Regions from separate parts of the Homo sapiens genome. Here region 2 is linked to region 1. The links are chromatin loops, found by intact Hi-C in ENCODE. Cell type or tissue: prostate gland. All regions are shown on one strand. Each heading gives the region's core, and the rest is flanking DNA. Links, peaks and the distances in the headings are about the cores only.

Region 1 (5,384 bases), core at 236-5,235:
TCCTGATACAATGAGCTACAGTTCTGGCACCATAACACAAGTTACGAACTTGCCCAGAGGCTATTCCTGGGGGTGGCGGCAGTTCTCGGATGAGTGTCATAGACACAAACCAACAGCTGTCTTACAGATATCATATTCTGGTTCAGCAGAAATCAAGAATAGCTTTCATATTTTACTGGTCTACTAATATTCCAGGGAAAGGCTAGGCAGGATTCACATGAACATTTGTCAAGTTCTTAGATGTTAGTGTCTCAGAGATTACATACCACAAGTAAGCTGTAAAATCCTCATTTAACAAGAATGTGAAAGAACTGTGGCGTTCTAGGTATTTTAATTTTTTGAAAAGCTTTTTCTCTTGTATAAGTTTTTTTAATATTGTAAGTCTCTTTTCTATTAGGTTGTCTTTCTTTGCTTACTGAAGGGACTGGTGCCTTGGGGTCTTTATTCTGAAGATAAAAGATTTCTAGGCAGAACTACTGATGCAAAGAGAAGAAATCAGCCTGGATGTATCTGGATTATAGGATAGCTGCTAAAATCATGTTTGTGATTGAAAACCTAAAATAAGCTAATTTGTTTTTTCATGTACCTCTTCCTCCTAAAAGCTAAGTAAACAAAAAGACCCAGCATAAAAAGGATGAGAAGAGATTTTAGTTATTCAGTGTTTTCAGAGTTTCAACAAGGGATACAGATACAAGCAGCTTCTTACAGAGTTTACAATCTGGGGAGAGAACATGAAAGACACTGTTTAACAGGCAAATAATTCCAGGAATAAATATACATGAATGTGTTTTTCAAAATACAGGTTCTTATACAAATGTATAACTAAATACTGATTCCATAGTGGGGTGGTTGTAACTGAAAGGGCTTTGAGAAAAGGCTTTGAATAAAACTAGTCATCCACCTAGCCAAAGATCCTTTCCAGCAGCACAAAAGGAATTTGTAAGGAGAACAGAGATTAACTGTCAGATATCTTTCTAATCTGTAAATTTATCCAAAGTTTGAAAATACCATGAAGAATCTTAGGAATGCCAGTAACCAGGGAATGGGATATTTGCATATCACAACATCTACAGGCTAAATACACTCCGAATGCTTCTCAATGTGGGGAAGTATGAGAAGTTAATAATTCTCCTAGTGTCTGGCTTCCTTTTTCTTTGCCTTTCCCTCTCATACGTTCAATCACCTGTGTTACAGGACACACATAAGTAGTTGGAAGGTGTTAAACTTTGACAGCAAAGCAAAATCAGAGGTAGAGGCAAATGTTTAACCAATCATGTTCAAATATAAGCTACTCAATGAAGAGTTTTAGGTTTAAAGAGCGAAATATTCACCATTACTGAGAAATCTCAGTTTCTCATTCAATTTCGCATTGCACTTTGCTACCACAAACTAAATGGGTGTACATTTTTGAGTGCTGATTTATTACTCAAAGGTTTGAATTTGGAGACTGAAACAAACCATGCTTTATCTGTGTACTTTGAGAAAATCCATCCACAAGAAAGGAGCCAAGCGTCAGTTTCCAATGGGGGGAACATTCTCATGGAGGTACTGTAAGGCTAAGTCTGTCCACTTCATTTCTTGTTCTTTGACAGATTCTGTGGTGCCACCATTGTCTTGTTCAGGTTCAGGAAGCTCATTCTGAAAAGGTACAATAGAAATTCAGAACAGTAATATATTCTGCATCTTCTTGGAACTCAAGAACACTTAGAATTAAAGCTTGTGAGTTCCTAGGAACAGGCAACATAATTGATATGTGTATTCTAAAAAAGCTAAAATCATACACGTGAGGAAACTATCAGAAGTATCATTCAAACATGGCCCGGGCCTTCTTCAGTAGGGAATGATGGGCATTTTGACTCTGACATTTGTGAAGGAGGCACTGTGGCAGAAAGGTTAAGGGCAGAGGCTTTTGGAAGCCAACTAGGATCCAAGACCACAACTCTCCCATTTGCTGGGTTACTTGGGCAAGGTATGCAAACCCTTGGGGCCTTTGTTTCTTCCTTGGCAAATGGGAGAACAAAAGAGCCATCACCTCACAGGACTACTGTAAGGATTAGGTGAGGTAATTCAGATCAAGTGCTGAGCACTCTGTGGGGTATCCAGTGCTCAAGGAATATTTGCTATTATTATTAGCGGCTAGGAACACTGAGATGAGTGAATCCTAAATCTTCTTTAGCGGGAGCGTGCTTTAAAAGAATACTAGTTTGCTGGCATATTCCTTAGACACAAGAAATGTATCCAAAAAATTATCTTGGACCCAACATGTCTTTTTTTTTTGAGATGGAGTTTTGCTTTTGTTGCCCAGGTTAGAGAGCAATGGCGTGATCTCGGCTCACCACAACCTCTGCCTCCCGGGTTCAAGCGATTCTCCCGCCTCAGCCTCCCGAGTAGCTGGGATTACAGGCATGCACCACCATGCCCGGCTAATTTTGTATTTTTTTATTTTTTTTTAGTAGAGATGGGGTTTCTCTATGTTGGTCAGGCTGGTCTCGAACTCCCAACCTCAGGTGATCCACCCGCCTCAGCCTCCCAAAGTGCTGGGATTACAGGCGCGAGCCACCGCGCCTGGCCCAACATGTCTATATTATAATAAAAATGGAGGTAGGGCAGGAAACACTGAAAATGTAATTAATAGATAAGACCTCCCTCTAGTGGTGGAGCAGAGCAACAAAAAACACAACAAATGACCAATTCACACCCTACCAGCAATTTTCTTAAAATGGTAAGTCATGGGCCACACTTACTGTAGGATCTGGGATCATTTACTTGTATTTTAAGTTTAAATGTATTACTACTGAAACTCTGCTTTGTACCAGAGTTCACAGATACCAATATATTTCTTTTCAATTATCTGTGTTTTGTTTTATGGTTAGCAAACTGTTATGCGATATCCAGACTTAAAATTTTCCACTGGATTCTAATTTGTAGTATGTGAATATGTTTTCCCCTCTAAAATTATGCTCAATATATATTAAATGATATTTACTTATCTATATTTGAATCACATACATCTTGTTCTACAAGACAGATTCAAACATACTTGAACAGATTGAGAAGAGCTATCATTTATTGTAACGCAATAATATATTATCTTAAACTTAAAAAGAAAGTTCAGTCCTAATAATTACTTATAGATGACAAAGAATAAATAGGTCCTTGGTTAATGAATTCTTTAATTCAGAAGCAGACAACGTTGCTTAATTTCATCCTATCTGTGGTATGCTTTCTAAAATAATGTGTCTTTCATTTGGTATCTACTGTCCCTTGCAATACATGCCAACACATAAAATGGCATATATGCCTGGAAAACAAAAACAAAAGTATCATAAACCCAGCCACCCATTATGGTGTACTGTAAAATGCCCTTAGTTCTTTGCAGCTACTCTTATCAAAAGGTGAAACTGATTTCCCCAATCTTGGATTTGGACTGGCCCTGTGAGTTGTTTTGGCCAACAGAATGAAGCTGTCATGCCAGTGGGCCAGTTCTTGGCCTAAGCTCCAAGAAGCTCTGCCGTTTCCTCTCAGGTTGCTCTTGGAACCCTGAGATTGAGAAGTCTGGGCTAGCCTGCTGGATACCAGAGACCATGGCATAGTCACCCCATCACCCAGCAGACAGCTTGTTAACTGCCAGACATGTGAGACAGTCCTAGATTACCCAGCCTCCAGAGTCTGTTGGCTGACTGCACAACACAGGCAAGCCTGGCAGGGATCAGCTGAGCTGGTGCAGACTAGAAGTCCCTCCCAGCTGAGCTACAAAATCATGAAATAAACAGTTGCTCTTTTAAGTCACTAAGCTTTGGGGTGACTTGTTATGCAGCAAAACCTAACTGGCATACACATTGCCTTAGAATCGCAAGACAAGCGAAAGGTGTGGATTAGCAGCAGGGCCAAGCCAACTTCGCCTGGAAGTCAGCAGGGAAACCTCCTTCCACCCCTGCCACCCAAATGTTCTCCAATCTGAGCCATAAACTTCTCCAGAAATGGACGTCTCCTTTATTTTCTTGACTTTGTTTAGGCCCTCCTCCCTTGCCTAGACCACAACAGCTTGCCAATTGGTCTCACTTGCCCCTATCTCCATGTCACACCATCTCTAACAATGCTGGCTAAACTGATTTTCCAAAAGCCAAATCTGAGCATAGCAGTCTTGCTTTTAAGACCATTCATTCCTGGATCTCCTGAGGATGAGGTCTAAGTGTGATATCAAATACCACTCTCAATCTGATCCAAGCCCAACTTTTCAGCCTACTTATGTGACAAATGTATTCTTCATCCACAGTGAATGACTCACCATGTCCCAAAGCCTTTCAAAACTCTGGGCCTTTACACATCTGTCCCCTCTGCTGCAATACCCTTGTCTACCTCCACTAAACTTCTGGTCCTTCCTTATGACCCAGCTTAAACATGACATTCTCTCAGAAGCCTTTCTGATGCCCACCAGGCAATCAGCCACTTCGTATATGATGTGGCTGTTTATGCCCCCACCTAGAATATTTATTATCACAATTACTTATCTATAAGTGTTGCCTTTCTAGACCCCTCAGGAGGAGGAACTGTATCTTATGTTCACATAGTCTTATGGCACACAGTAGGCTTCAAAAAATGCTTGTCAAATGAATGAATGAACAGAAGTTCACAAGACAGGATTTGGAACTTCACAGACCTAGGTATATGTTATATGAAGCCCTACTTACCTGCTACCAGACTTTGGGCAAGTTGCCCTTTCTGATCCTATTCTTTTCCTATAAAATGGGAATAACAGCACCTCCCTCACAGGGTTGTTTAAGAATTAGAGATAATGTATATTTCCAACCTCAGTCCATGGCATAAAACTGGTATTCAATAAATGACATCTATAATTCTTATTATGCTCTCTCTTTTGACTATTTTCCTAAGCTTGAACTAAGCTATGACTTATTTGATATGTATATTATTCATTGAACATATTACTATCTCTTATTCGTAAATGAAAATACAGATGAACTATTTTATTTCTTTGCAAACAGCAACAGCAGATATTCTAACTATAAATTATATTTTATTCAATACTAACTACTCTTCTCAGGGCAGCTGGCATGCTTTAAAGAAAAACAGTCCTGTTTTCCCTTTTTTAGGCCTCTATGACATAAATAGGATTTTAAACAAACATTTATATAAGCAAAACTTTTGGATCACTTATTACATGAGGTTTAACAAACTCCCTGCAGCAGAGTTTTCCAAAGATGGGGAAGAAAAGAGTATTCCAGAAGGCCACTGGCCTAAACGCAAAAGAATACCCAGGTATCTTCTGAATATTTTCCAGGGAACCTAAGATAGGTGTATGCTCCAAGAATGTAAGTTTCTAAAAATGCTGAAAGACTGATGAGCCACAGGCAGGGAAGTAAGAA
Region 2 (5,384 bases), core at 75-5,074, 660 kb before region 1:
CAGATTGACAATATGTGATATCAGATGCACAGTTTTGCAGGGTGGAGTTTCTGCTTTCAAACAAGTTTACTGTACAGCACATTTTATCAAGGGAAGTTTGCTGAAGTTGTTTTCTTTTAACCTGATAACCATTGAAAACTTTTCTAGTAATCCCCAATAAAACTGGGCTTCAGTTCCGTTACCTGTACAATAAGACAGACTAGTGGATCTCTTCAGGTCTCTTCCAGATCTGAAATTCTGATTCTATGAAGAGTTCAAGGCATTTCTCAGAAGTGACCAGATAATATTGATAATGCCTTATTGGGAATGCAATTAGCGTCATTACCTGACCTCTTTATTTCCCTGATTGAATATAAGGAAGGGAGTTATTGTTTATTTGCCATGGGCTTTGTGCCAAACCAGAGCTTGTTTCTTACCTTTAGTACACTTAATGCTTTAAACATACCGTCTTAGGATCAATTGGAAACATGCTAAGTTTACTTTAAAATGACAGATAGGGCACTGTCTTTTGGCATGTGAAGGCACTTCTCATAATCACAGCACTGGTAGGTTTTCTTTCTGTTAAACTGAGTAAACTTATATGTTTTGAATTGAAAGGTCTATAAGGTGTGGAGAACTTTAGGGAAAGCTAAAGTCAGTTTTAGGGTCACCAGCATAATATGTTTATAAGCATTATCTTGGGAAAGCCCCTAGTGCAAGTATAAAGCTTACTTTGATAGAGAAGGAACTAGTGATAAAAGGTCTTTTTTTAAAAAAAGAGAAAAACTTACTGGTTTAAATAGGAATTTTCCTTCTGTGTAAGAAGTCTTGGGGAAAAAACTCATTCTCGTTTAAACTACAACAGTGTCTTTATTTCTTTACAGATATTGCAATGGCAAAATCAGCAAAGTTAATTCAACAGCAGCTGGAGAAAGAACTGTAAGTGTGAAAGAGGCCTGTTGGTTAATTATATATCTTAACACTTAGACTGTAAGCAGCATATTCATGTTTCTTTTGTTTGGTTTTATGTGATTATCACAATTATAGACTGAAGATTAGTGTGATAAATATTTGTTAAATAATTTACAAAATAATGGAATCACAAAAACTTACTAGGGTGCTTATAGATATTTTAAAATTTCATGGAAAGAAGATTTTTTTGAAACCATAAACTTAATTTATTTTACCATTGTTACTAAATCATTTATAGTTGAAAGGTTTTAGAAGCTAAAAAAGTTTACATGCCAACTTGAGAACGGTGTTATTTCAGTGAGTGGAAGTGTTTGTTCACCACTCAATAATGCCTGTGAAGTGGTATTTAAGGATGCATGTAAATAATAAAAAATAAAAACTGAGAATCAGGAAAAAAGAAATTAAAACATTTAAAAGCCACTTTGGAAATTATTGTTGACAGAATAAGAACAGAACACTGAGGAAGACTACAAGTCTTTGATACTACATTATAGCTTCTTAGATTGTTAAAATACTTGGCAATATTATATATCCTGCTTTGAGTGTTTCAAGGTTTGTAAATTGAGCTATAAGCTTTTGAATTTTAAGGCATCTAGCATGTCTTCTGCGTTATGCCAATTTGTAAGAGCTAGCCAAAAGCTGGTGTAGAAGAAATGATCAACATTTATAGTAAAGCAAGTTATGTTTTCTTATTGCTTTTGTGTAAGGCCTTGAAAAGGATCTGATGAGGAAAAACTGTATAAATTCAACTTTTAGAAACTTTTCTCCCCACTATGACTTACTGACTCCCTTATTCATTTAAGAAGCACCTGTAGTGCATCTAGTGGATGCCAAGACTGCAGTTGGGAGCAGCTGTAGGAGGAAATGTGTTCCTGTACTCAGGAGCTTAGAGTCTGGTAGAATCTAGTCAGCTTCGGGCATTGGCAAACTCCTGCCTGGGCCTGCAAGCCAAGAGTAAATCGACATTTTTAAAGGGCAGGTAAAAAACAGAAGAAAAATATGCGACAAAATATTTAATTTCTGGCTCTTTGCAGAACAATTTTGCCAGCCCTGCCTATGCCATTTTCAGTGGTTCCTTTCCCGTCTGGAGCTGCGAGTTTATCACCCTGTCCTCCTGTGCTCTTGATGCTCACTCTCTTGGATTGTATCTGTTGCTGCCATTAGGTTAATAAGGACATTGGAACAATTGGATGGTTGGGTTTTTCTAAAAATTCTCTTGAAATTGTTGGGAATTGTTTTGGGGAAGCCAAAACTGTCATAATGTTATTTGTGAATCAGTCTTGGGTTATTTTTAACAGTACAGTCCAAGTCTCCCGTGGTTAAAACACATGTTTTCCATAGGCTGTTTGCTTTTCACTCTATAGACTTAGAGAAAAACAATACAGAAGCCAATCCTTTTTTAAAAGCATTGAAAGGCAATGCTTTCTTAAAAGGCAGTGAAACAAAATGTTGACAAATTGTAAAGGTTAACATCAGTTAAAATTCGGAATCTGACTAATTTTAATCTCAGATTTATGAGAATTAGGCCCTGTTAGCTTAGAGGCATTTCATAGTCTCTCAATAACACGGTATATTATATTTACATGGCCTTGTGGCAAAAGCTGAATACATGTTTTACTTTTTTCCTTAAAAAATTTTTATTGTAAAATATCTTACTTATAATAGTATATATGTCACATGCATTAAGCTTAAAAAATATTAAAATGAATACCTATGTACTCACCACCATGCCTAGAAGGCCCCTGTTTCTCCCCAAAAGCTTTTCCCTCAAGAGGTCAGCAATATCCAGTTTTGTATTGTTTTTTAAAAATACTTTTACAGTGTGTGTGTGTGTGTGTGTGTGTGTGTGTGTGTGTGTTCCTTCCTAAACAAGGTATTGCTTAGTTTTGCCTGTGGATTCTTCACTAATTTTGAAGCAACTTTACAGAACAAGAAATGCTTTATTTTGTAAGAAAGAAGATTGGCAGCATGTATTCCTCTGCTTCTGGATAGCAGAAAGGGGAAGGGGAGGCCGACAAATGAGTGTTGCTTATGCACCCTTTATTAGGGCCAGCAGGTGGCAGTAAGGGGACTTACATTGGGAAGGTTTTGGTGGTTAAAGAGGTTGGATAATAGTAATTCTGCCCTAGTTAGATATGAGAATCTGGAGTTGGTGGATTTCTAAACTCCATATCCAAATAGACTCAAGATAAAAATACATACCCTATCTACCCACACTTAACTTTCAGAAACTTATGTTTTTATAACACTTAAAGCATGTATTTTAAAAATATATTTTTAGACGGCTTCATTCAGTAGATCCTCTTAGAAGGGGGCCTTGGGCTGAAAGAAAGTTGGTGTGACCTGGTCTACTGCTGACCTGCCTTCTAGCCCTGTGAGGTCTGACCCCCCCAGCCCGCCCCACCTACCTCACCTCTCTGTCCAAGAGAGGGACTTATAAATGCAAAGGATTATTCAACAATCTTAATAGCATAATTGGCAATTCTATAGTTAAGTTTTAAATGAGTGCTGAAATGTTTAGAAACTAATATGATTTAATTGCTGTATAAAAATTTTGCCTCCTGACTTCTTTCCTTTTGCCCCACAGCAACACCTTACGAGTTACCCGTTCTGCTGCCCCCAGCACACTGGACAGTTCCAGCACTGCCCCTGCTCAGCTGGGGAAGAAAGGCAAAGAGTTTGAATTCTCACAGTTGCCCCTCAAAGTGGAGTTCCTGGAGTGCAGTGCCAAGGGTGGAAGAGGGGACGTGGGCTCTGCTGACATCCAGGACTTGGAGAAATGGCTGGCTAAAATTGCCTGAGAGGCAGCTCTAAAGCACAAGACCTGGATGTGTGACACACAGTTTTGGAAAAAGGTCTGTGGTAGTCTGGAGTTGATGAGGAAGGGGTACAAGATGTGGTTAGAAACATTTCTTTGTTCTGGAAACAAAGTACTGTTGAAACCAGCTTGGAATTTTTTTTTTTTTTTTTTTTAAGTTCAGTTCTCCCTTATGGCTGCCTTTCAAACAAGTACCTTTTATCTGATGCCTGTATCTTCCCTTTGTTAAGGTGTAACTTGATGTAGGGTCAAGGTTTTTGTGACAACAGGCAGACTCCACACAGAGAGGATATGATGAGAATATGGCCATCACCTGAAAAGTTTTCTTATCTTCTGTGCTTTTGGTCCCTGGAAACAAATCCGCCTATGTATGAAGCTAGTTGATTTCCAGTTGCACTATTTCCAGTTGCCTCTGAAGTTCACAGGCAATACATTGTCTAGTCCTTTGCGAATTTCTCTGATTTGTGGGCACAGTTATGAAGTTTCCCCACATGTGAAGACAGGTACAAAATAGCAGAGCCAAGCAGACAGTGGGTCTATTCTTCATTAGCTCAGTGACTTGTCCACACTCGTCTTAGCACTTACGTTTCAAAAGCTTGTCACAAACCCTTGGAGTCATTCCCAGATAATAGAACTGGAAATGATAAATCCCCTAATGCCAAGGGTCTAGTGTGTTCTTAGTGGTTATACTGGGAAGTGTGTGGAGATTTAGGTGCTGCTCTGCTGCTCTGGATGGCTGAAGGCTCCTGGGCCATCTTCATGTGCTGCTTGAAGAGCTCCTATTTTGTACTCCTGGCTAGAATGCTGTGGAACAAATACAAAGTGAAAAAAGTTCTCTGTAGATTTCTGAAGTGCATATTCATTGATGCCAAGAAAAAAAAAAAGTTGCCTTTTTGAAGTGATGTTTTTTGCTGTCTTCTTAAACACAAGGCTTTTTTGAATGATTAGTATATTTCATGGTAAAGAAAACAGCCTGTCTGGCTCAAAGCAATTAAATAGAATGTAATGGTGAGTACAAATGAGTGCACATGTCAGGACTCAGGTCTAACTCCTTGTCTCCTGAGCCTAAAGATTGCAACATACACAAGAACACACTCCTATTCCTACCCCACACACTCAGGGACAAGCCCAACTAAAGCTTACAAGGAGACCAGGGTGGCTCTGTCCAGGGGAGAAGCCAGTTATGGAACAGTGCATTGAGAGCCATGGTAGGAGAGGCCCACAGTTCTCTGGAGCATGCAGCAGGGGCACCCCACCTGGCCTTGAGGATCAGGGGGAGTCAAAGGATAAAGCATGGGGCTGATGACGTCTGAGGGAGTGTGATCCTCCATGTATGGCCTCTGCCTGCTGTCTCACATGTCCCTTCTGGTGGTCACTTGGGCTCTAGGAGTATACGTCACCTCAGACCATCTGGCAGAAATACTCCAGGCTCCTACCCCAAAGCACATGTCAGCCTTGCTGCTGGAGCACGAAGACAATGTAAATGAAACATGAAATGGAGGAGTTGTGAGACCCTGACCCTGAGTCCTTACTTGAAAGCTGCTGCTGGTGTTCTGAGTGTCTTTTGGACTCTTATTTCTTGCCCTTTTCCTTATTAGGCAAGCAGTAACTTAGG

What was found. Peaks named below come from ENCODE experiments on the same cell type or tissue, not always from the same donor. Only the 100,000 strongest peaks of a DNase experiment are listed, where the experiment ranks them.
Region 2: a loop joins it to region 1, with 4 times the contacts of the local background. A loop is called at or near these places in 24 of 110 quality-filtered maps.

What each region holds. Positions count from the first base shown.
Region 1 is chr3:134,477,078-134,482,461 of GRCh38, forward strand. It overlaps ANAPC13 (anaphase promoting complex subunit 13), which reads right to left. Exons shown (of 3, transcript NM_015391.4): 3 at 629-1,638. The coding sequence ends at 1,513. Among named protein-coding and RNA genes, the nearest start is that of ANAPC13, 6.2 kb to the right of the region's middle. In prostate gland, for the core only: a CTCF peak has its summit at 2,657 (motif pointing left); no DNase peak of the experiment used is centred there; H3K27ac peaks cover 736 bases.
Region 2 is chr3:133,816,015-133,821,398 of GRCh38, forward strand. It overlaps SRPRB (SRP receptor subunit beta), which reads left to right. Exons shown (of 7, transcript NM_001379313.1): 6 at 864-918; 7 at 3,539-5,384. The coding sequence ends at 3,752. Among named protein-coding and RNA genes, the nearest start is that of SRPRB, 13 kb to the left of the region's middle. In prostate gland, for the core only: a CTCF peak has its summit at 2,987 (motif pointing right); DNase peaks (open chromatin) are centred at 2,997 and 4,307.